Regions from separate parts of the Mus musculus genome. Here region 1 is linked to region 2. The links are chromatin contacts, found by Hi-C or POLR2A ChIA-PET in ENCODE. All regions are on one chromosome and are shown on one strand. The core of a region is the stretch at or near the end of the contact, and the rest is flanking DNA. Distances in the headings are between cores, read along the strand shown. Region 1 overlaps Gm35712 (a long non-coding RNA gene). Region 2 holds the start of Lonrf1 (LON peptidase N-terminal domain and ring finger 1).

Region 1 (3,833 bases), core at 1,297-3,796, 61 kb before region 2:
ATGTTGAGATAGTCTGGAGAGATAGCTCAGAAGTTAAGAGCTCTGGTTTTTCTTGCCAAAGACCAGGGTTCAATTCCCAGCACCCATATGACAACTCACCTGTAACTTCTGTTCCAAAAATCTGATGTCCTTTTCTGACCTCTTCGGACACTAGACTCTCAAGTCCATGCCGATAAAACATCACACACATACAATCTAAATTTAAATAACTTAAAAAAAAGTATGGTTGCCAAAGAGAACATGAGTTCCACCTGGCACAAGACAATCAGCATTACTAAACGGACATAATAAACTCCTTTCCAAAGAAAACATTAGAGTTATCCTGTGCAAGCTAAAAAAAAAAAATACCATTTGGACAAAAGTTTTGTAAAATAGGTAATGGTTTGCAACTTCCTATTATACCACCCATGCTCCTAGAGGTCAAATCACTGGCTTTGGACCACAGTTCTGCAATTTCCCGACGTCACACTGAAGACACCAAGAGGACAGACAACTGTAGCATCTGGACATTTGATGGTGAGCAAACTTGGATAAAATGATCAGTATTTAACATTTTCAAACTCTCCTACCGAGGTCTTTCTGTCCTTTGGACTCAGTGAAAAGAGGGAATTGTTGTAAAAGCCAAAGGGGACTTTTCACATCACTGAAACGCTCACTGAGATCTGGCTGGGCTGACATAGCTCTGACATCACTCAGCCACCGCAGCTGACAAGTCTTATCCTTGTCCAACAGAGAAGAATGAGGGTGGGATCAAAGCCGCTGTGTTAAAGTAAAGCAGATGATATGTCAAGATTCAATTACCCAACCTTCCCATATTTCTCTCAAAACCAATTCTTTCCGCACAAAGCCATTGTTACACTGTTACCAGGTTACCAGGGATTCAGGGATACTGTTAAGCTCCTTTGTGTTGATGGTTCTTCTTGTACTCTTGACTCAGCTGAGGACCACCTGGACTGGCAAAGAGCATCTCTGGCTGTGTCTGTGAGATCACATGCAGAGATACCCGGATCATAATGTCTTTGACCTAATAACTATTAATCCATCGATTGAATTTTGAATAGACCATTGGCAGGAAGTAGACTACTGTAGGAAGTGGAAGGCTGCTTGGAGGAAGTATGGGACTGAGGATATGCCCACAGGGGTGGGAAGAGCTATCCTAAATGTGCATAGGACCATTTAGTGGGCTGGGGCTCTAGGCTGGATAAGAAGAAGAAAGCCAGTTTTCTCCACTTTCTGCTTCCAGACTGTGGGTGCAGGATTTCCAGCCATAGAAGCTCCTGTTCCCCTGCAGACACTTGTCTCTGGGAAATGTCAACAGGTTTCATTGTTGCAGAAGAAAATCATATGTCAGCTGGTGTTTCTGTCAACAATTGCCTGGGTCACTGCCTGCTCTTTCTTTTTCTCTTCCTCTTCTTCATCATCTTCCTTCCTTCCTTCCTTCCTTCCTTCCTTCCTTCCTTCCTTCCTTCCTTCCTTCCTTCCTTCCTTCCTTCCTTCCTTCCTCTCTCCCTCCCTTCTCTCCCTCCCTCCCTCCCTCCCTCCCTCCCTCCCTCCCTTCCTCCCTTCCTTCCTTCCTTCCTTCTCCCTTCCTTTTCTCTGTCCTCTCTCCATGCTTCCCAGCCTTTTAGGGAACACATTCAGAGCTTTATTCCGTGTGTGTGTGTGTGTGTGTGTGTGTGTGTGTGTGTGTGTGTGTGTGTGTGTATTGCATGCATGTACCTCTACAGGCATGCAGGTATAAGCAAGCTGGGCCCTGGGAGGCCAGAGCAGGAAGAAGGATGTCTTTCTCCACAGTTCTCCATCTTGAGACAGGATAATCCTGTTGAACTTCAGGGTTGCTAATCTCATATCTCATAAGGCCAGAAGGTTAGTGAGCTCTTGGGGTCAACCTCTCTCAATCTCCCAATGCCAAAGTGACAGGAGCCCACAGTCAGACCTAGCATTAAGCATTAATCAATGCGCCAATGTCCTTTAAGCCATCAAAACAGGCATAGATCGAGGATGCTTTTAGAAACAGAACAGTGTTTATAAGAAAGCAAAGCTGAAATGGTTTGTAGACTGCAGGGTTTCCCACATGCCTGTCCACAGCATAGATGGTAGATTTCCCAGTGAGTCCTCAAAGACATGATTGAGTCAGAGGTTGGAAGATACACCAGATGTCTCTGCACACCGTGCTGCCTTGTGCCTGCAAAGCCAGAGAGCTGGCTACTGCCAGAGCCCACTGACTCCATCCACTTCCTTAAAGCACCTTTGAGCTCTTGTTTGAATCAGTGAGGAACAGGAGGAAAGCAACCCGTGCTGGAACAGTTTCAGCAGAAAGCCTGCATGTAATAGGATTGTTTGGGAAAGAGGAAGTATTAGAAGACAGACGGACCGGGAAACATGAGCGAGCTGACTCCTGGCTACCTCTGCTGTGGATTCCTGTTAACAGCTTGGTCTTTCTTCTCGGGAGCCTGTCAACACTCTAGCCAGCAGCTGAAGGTTGCCGGGAACCATCTTTGGTGGTTGGCAGACTGGCCTAGGGCCAGTATGTGCCTCTTGGGCCTGCTGGGTTTGGAAGCGCTCTTGGGAAAGTACACTCCTGGAACAAAGTCTCCGTGTCTGAAAGATTCTATGCCTATGGAGTTCCTAGGAGAAAAACTGCCTATTAACGAAGCGGGGTGGGGATGGGGGGGGGTGTGATGCAACTTGCTGATGTGGCTGTCATTTGTTAAATTTAAATTTAAAACTCGTGTGTGTGTGTGTGTGTGTGTGTGTGTGTGTGTGTGTGTGTGTGTGTGTGATGCTAGATAGAGATTAATCTGAATCCAATGCTAAGCCACACTCTATAACTTTGGCCATTTGATGCTGCTTTAAACTGTGTTTTTAACGTGTGCATTTGAAACGAATACACATTTACAAAAGGAGTCTGTCTTCAAGCTGGCCATGAACCTGCCCTTGGTAAAGCAAAAAGTCACAAGACATGGCTGATTAGAAACCTTCTTGACCTTTCATTATCAATAACGTTTTAATGAATGCCATCACTCTGTTGATTCTATTAAGCTGTACCGATAAGTGTGTTCTAGCAAGATCAAGCCGGGTAACATTCCTGCATGGAAGGGAGAGGCTCAGGAGGCTCCATTGAGGAGCTGATGGCAGTTGGTGGCTGCTGGAGGAGAGAGAGCCAACATTCTGCAGGGTTGTGGCCCCAGTAGGTGACACATGCTCCAGTGGATGGCCCGACATCCGTGTGCGTATGGGCAACACCAACTGAACTCAGTGAAAACAAAGGAAGACCAAGAGTTGGGGGGAGATAGGGCGTGGTTGAGAAAGAGTTGGATGGGGAATAGAGGGTAGATGTGATCTAAATACATTGTATTCATGGGAGGAATGTCCAAAGACTGAAACCAATGTGTGCTGTAGTGCATAAGGTGCTTGCTACACAAGGCTGAGGACCTGATCTCAGATTCTCCAGCATTCATGTAAAAGCTGAGATTACAGACTCTGTTTCCCTAGCCCTGGGAGGAAGAGATGGGCAGATTCTGGGGACTCCCTGGCTAGCCAATAGTGATATAGTCAATATTTCAGCCAATAGCCTAGCAGAAATAGTGACCTTCAAGTTCAATGAGAGATCTTGTCTCAGACGTGTAAGCTAGTGAGCAATAGAAGAAGACCCATGATGTCCACCTCTGGAGTCCACACACTCAGGCAAATGCACACATGCACACATGCACACCTGCACATACACGGAGCAGGCTACAAAAGCCAGGTTAAACTAAACGAATATCTCTTCAGTTCCCGGGACGTCTTCCAACTTGCTAGAGGATCTTATTATATACACCTTTTGAGGCATC
Region 2 (3,926 bases), core at 759-3,258:
AACCTGATTTGAAACTGTAACTGAGAAGACCTATTTGTTTACCAATTTATTATTATACTTTGTCTAATCATGAATGCAGTTCATGAAATGTTTGCTAGGGCACAGTCTGGAAACTGCCTGGGCAAGAATGAAGTGTGCAAGTGAATAGTGTGTGTGTGTGTGTGTGTGTGTGTGTATGTGAGTGTGCCTGTGTGTGCATGTGCGTGTGTGCGTGTGCATGTGCATGTGTGTGTGTGCATGTGTTTGTGGTCGCACACATGGCAAGAATGAAGCATGCAAGTGAATCGTGTATGTGTGTGTGTGTGTGTGTGTGTGTGTGTGCATGTGCACTCGCACACACCCATATGTGTGTGCACGCGTGAATGCATTATACTGGTTAGATTTTTTTAAGTCTCCAGTGAGTGTCTCCGCATCTAACTCACATCATTGTTCTGCCTTGGCTATGGTTCCATGCTTGGGGGCTTGCCTAGAAGACAGGAGGACCCAGGCTTGATTCCAAAGCTACACATACAAGGTAAACACCATTGCCCATGTAACTTAGATTTAAGGTTCTCCTCATAACCAATTCTCCGTGCTCCCCAGATGAGAAGGAGGTGCTCCCTGCCTGGCTGCACCTTGCTTCCGGACTGTCTGGAACAGGAGCCCGGGATTTTGCTTTTGTTTTTAAGTCAACTCTTCTTTCTCTAGCCCTTTGTTCCTGTGCCCTCTTTCTTTTCTGAGGTTTGCTTATTGTGTAGCAGAAAGACGCTTTCAAACCTTTGTCACCTGTTCTGTGTAAGCAGGATCTCGTGTGTTTGCAGACCTCGTGTAAAAAAAATTGAAGAAAGATAACTGTTGATTAAACATTATATACGATATTATCACCGTGAGAAGATCTTAAAATCTCTTTGTAATACTGACTGTATGATTTCAGACAAATATATTTCCTTTCCTGTTACCAAGTATTTGAAAAAGAACCAAAAGCCTTAAATCTCTTCCTACATTTTCCACCCAGTACTCTGTAATCAAACCTATAAATATTTCCATTGAGAATATTAAACTGGATGCTGTCACATTTAAAGGAACTAGAATCCATTACATACGAGCCAAACTGTCTTCAGTCGACAAAGCTGCGGAATGCTTGCATTGTAGTGATCTGGTTTCTGCCACAGGGAAAATGTTTTTCTTCTATATTCTCATTTAAAAACCTTTAAGCAACTGTGGGTTCGTGTGTATGAAGGTTGTGGAGCCCATCTGAGGAACCTGGAGACTTTCACTCTCTAAGGTGTGCTTTGTTTATTTAATAGTTTAATGGGGGGGGTTGGTGTATTGCACTTTTTAAATTAAAATTTAAAGGTCACTCACAAAGTATCGGGCTTCTTTTGGACAGTTCATTTCTTCGTTTGAACTCTTAATAAACTTTATCACAAGTCAGCACTAACCAAAGGAAGTGGTCTCTGGACGTGGAATGTGTGTGTGTATAAAGTTGGCAGATTTCAGTTTTAAGTCTCAAAGTAATCACACCGTGCATTCACAATCCCTTTGCCTGTTCTGGCCGGCCGTAACCCAGGGCATCTAGACCCACCCAAAGTTTCCTTTCTATGGCCAGGAGGAGTCGGAGTACCTACTCAGGTGCTGCAGGTTTGGGGTCACAGCACTGCTGGTGCACATACGAACTGCACAGCGCCCAAGTTATAGGCCTGGGGATGGACCTCGGTTACAAGAGGTGTCAGCTCGAAGGCCGCCCAGGAGACTTCGGGCTTTGTTCAGTCACGAGCCAAGCCCTCCTCGTCAGAGAAGCCAATTAGATCCCCGCTGGGGATCATCTGATCTCACGTCCCTCTCCAGGAGGGGCTCAGAAAGGGCGGGACCAGCCGGCCAGCTCTGGTGAACTAGGAGGCCGGCCGCATGTCGGGAGGCCGGGCGCAGAAGCCAAGGCCCGCCCCGCTCCGCCTCGCTAAGCCTCGCCCCTCCTCTGTAGGCCCCGCCCCCAGGGGCTCCCCGGGCGCGCGCCGCCCCGCCATGTCCGCGCGCCACGCCCCCCTGCTCGCCGGCCGCGTGCGGAGCCGCGCGCCCCGGAGGTTCCCGGACCGTGGCGGCGGGCGGCGGCGGCAGAGCAGCCCTGTGCGGGCCATGTCTTCTCCGGCCGTGGCGAGGGCGTCCCCGGGCGGGAATCGGGAGGCGTCCGGCGGACCGCGGAGCCGGAACGGGCCGTGGGAAGTGGGCGGCGGCGGCGAGCGGTTGGAGCGCGCGGGCGCGGAGTCGGGGCGCTGGGAGCTTCTGCTCCGCCGCGGAGAGCTGCTGGCGCTGGGCGGCCACCTGAAGGGAGCGCTGGAGGCGTTCGCGGCTGCGCTGCGCCGCGGGGCCCCGGCCAGGCCCGAGCGCCTCGGGTCGCTAGTGGACTGCCTGGTGTTCAGCTACCGGCTCCGCCACGGGCTGCGCTGGAGCGCGGCACCCGCGGCGGGCGCGGCCGGGCTGCTCAGCTGCCTGAGCTGCCGGGGCTTCCTAAGCGAGCCGGTGACCGTGCCGTGCGGCCACAGCTACTGCCGCCGTTGCCTACGGAGGGAGCTGCGCGCCCGCTGCCGCCTGTGCCGGGACCGCCTGCCACCCGCCGCCGCCGCCTCGGAGGGGACCCCGCGGCCGCCGCCCCTGGCCGCCGCCATCGCCGACTTCCGAACCAGCGTCGTGCTCAACCACCTGGCGGAGAAGTGGTTCCCGGGCCAGCGCGAGCGCGCGCGGGCGGCCGGCCGCCTCGGGGAACTGCTGCACGAAGGGCGCTACCGGGAGGCCCTGGCCGCCGCCTGCGACGCCCTGCGAGCAGGTGATGCGGGGCTGCGGTGTGGGGCCGGGCGAGCGGGGATCACGAGTGTGGGAGGGGGCGGCGCCCCGGGGTGCTTCGGTCACGGTGGGGATCGCCTGGGAGCTGCAAGTGACGCGGCGCGGGGAGGGGCGCGGATGCGAGGTTCCCTCGTGCGCGCGCCCAGCGGGGACCTGGGGCCGCGGAGCTTGGGCGCGGGGTGGGTGGGGGCCGCAGGCTTCCCTCAGTACTCTGGCCGGGAGCCCCAGCCGGGGTGGGGGCGAGCATCCCCGGGCTTGGCGGGAGCTCGGGGGATACCGTGTCTACCTTGGTCGTGCACTAAAGTCACCGGGGCAATTAGAAGCCGCGGGAGGGCAGAATTGCATAAGCTGGGTGGGGGGGCGTTGTGTAACGGGTGACGTTCAGTGGGCGTGGCGGGAGCCCGGCGCGGGCACCGGCATCGGGAGGCCCAGCGACGGCCCAACTCCGAGTTGGTGGCCGGCTGCCCCCGAGGTGGTCACCTCTTCTTACCTGCAGGATCTCTTGCTCCTGGAACCTCCTCCACCTGCCTGTCTCATATCCTGCTTCCTCCGCCCTCTGTGCTGCTCCCTTGTACCCCTGGTGTTGGTAGAGAAGTAGCCTGTGTGAGGAGTTTGCCTTGCTCACAGTAGACCTGTGAGGGGAAGCTTTGTAGGTCTTTTGTTTATATTTTCATATCCAAGAAACAGCAGCTTGGTCCCGTCTCCTGCTTAGAGCTTAAGTTGGTTTTTAAGCTGGGGGGTAGGGGGAAGAGGGCCATGTAAACTTAGTAAACCCGAGAGTTCCTCTTTAGATCCTGGAATGTGGTTGTTCTCTACTGACTGGGGAGGGGACCTTATCTAGAAAAGCACGTAGAGACATCTTCGAATGGCCACCTCTTTTAGGAGTCCTGTCAGTACAGACATCTGGTGGCCCTTCCAAGGATGTCACTAAACATTCCTAGGCTCACAGCCGCCTATGTGAAAGACTGATCAGGCCCAAATGTCAACTTTATCATACATAGTTGGTCACCTGATGTTGGCCATGCTTTATGTCTGCTGCCTACCACGAGAAATTACTTATATGAAATCATTGACATTGGGAATTTTTAACTGATTTAAGTATTAGATAA

What was found. Hi-C counts contacts between places; a loop is a spot of excess contacts on that map. ChIA-PET counts read pairs that join two places held with the same protein, here RNA polymerase II (POLR2A).
Region 1: a loop to region 2 is called in a map of left cerebral cortex, with 2.3 times the contacts of the local background. The contact joins the enhancer-like site here to the promoter of Lonrf1 in region 2. A Hi-C loop is called at or near these places in 7 of 37 maps with a recorded cell type or tissue (T-helper 17 cell, gastrocnemius, heart and 1 more). POLR2A ChIA-PET finds 5 or more read pairs at or near these places in 1 of 5 experiments (Patski).

Annotation. Positions count from the first base shown.
Region 1 is chr8:36,308,789-36,312,621 of GRCm38, reverse strand. All of the region lies in intron 1 of Gm35712 (a long non-coding RNA gene), which reads right to left. Among named protein-coding and RNA genes, the nearest start is that of Lonrf1, 61 kb to the right of the region's middle. Within about 2 kb of position 2,546, at least 1 of the 3 ENCODE cell types and tissues checked has a DNase peak (open chromatin) inside an H3K27ac peak, as active enhancers do; it is heart, where a contact is called at or near this core.
Region 2 is chr8:36,247,441-36,251,366 of GRCm38, reverse strand. It overlaps Lonrf1 (LON peptidase N-terminal domain and ring finger 1), which reads left to right and starts at 2,008. Exons shown (of 12, transcript NM_001081150.2): 1 at 2,008-2,800. The coding sequence starts at 2,113. Gm35712 (a long non-coding RNA gene) reads right to left here and starts at 3,461. Exons shown (of 4, transcript XR_870368.3): 1 at 3,308-3,461.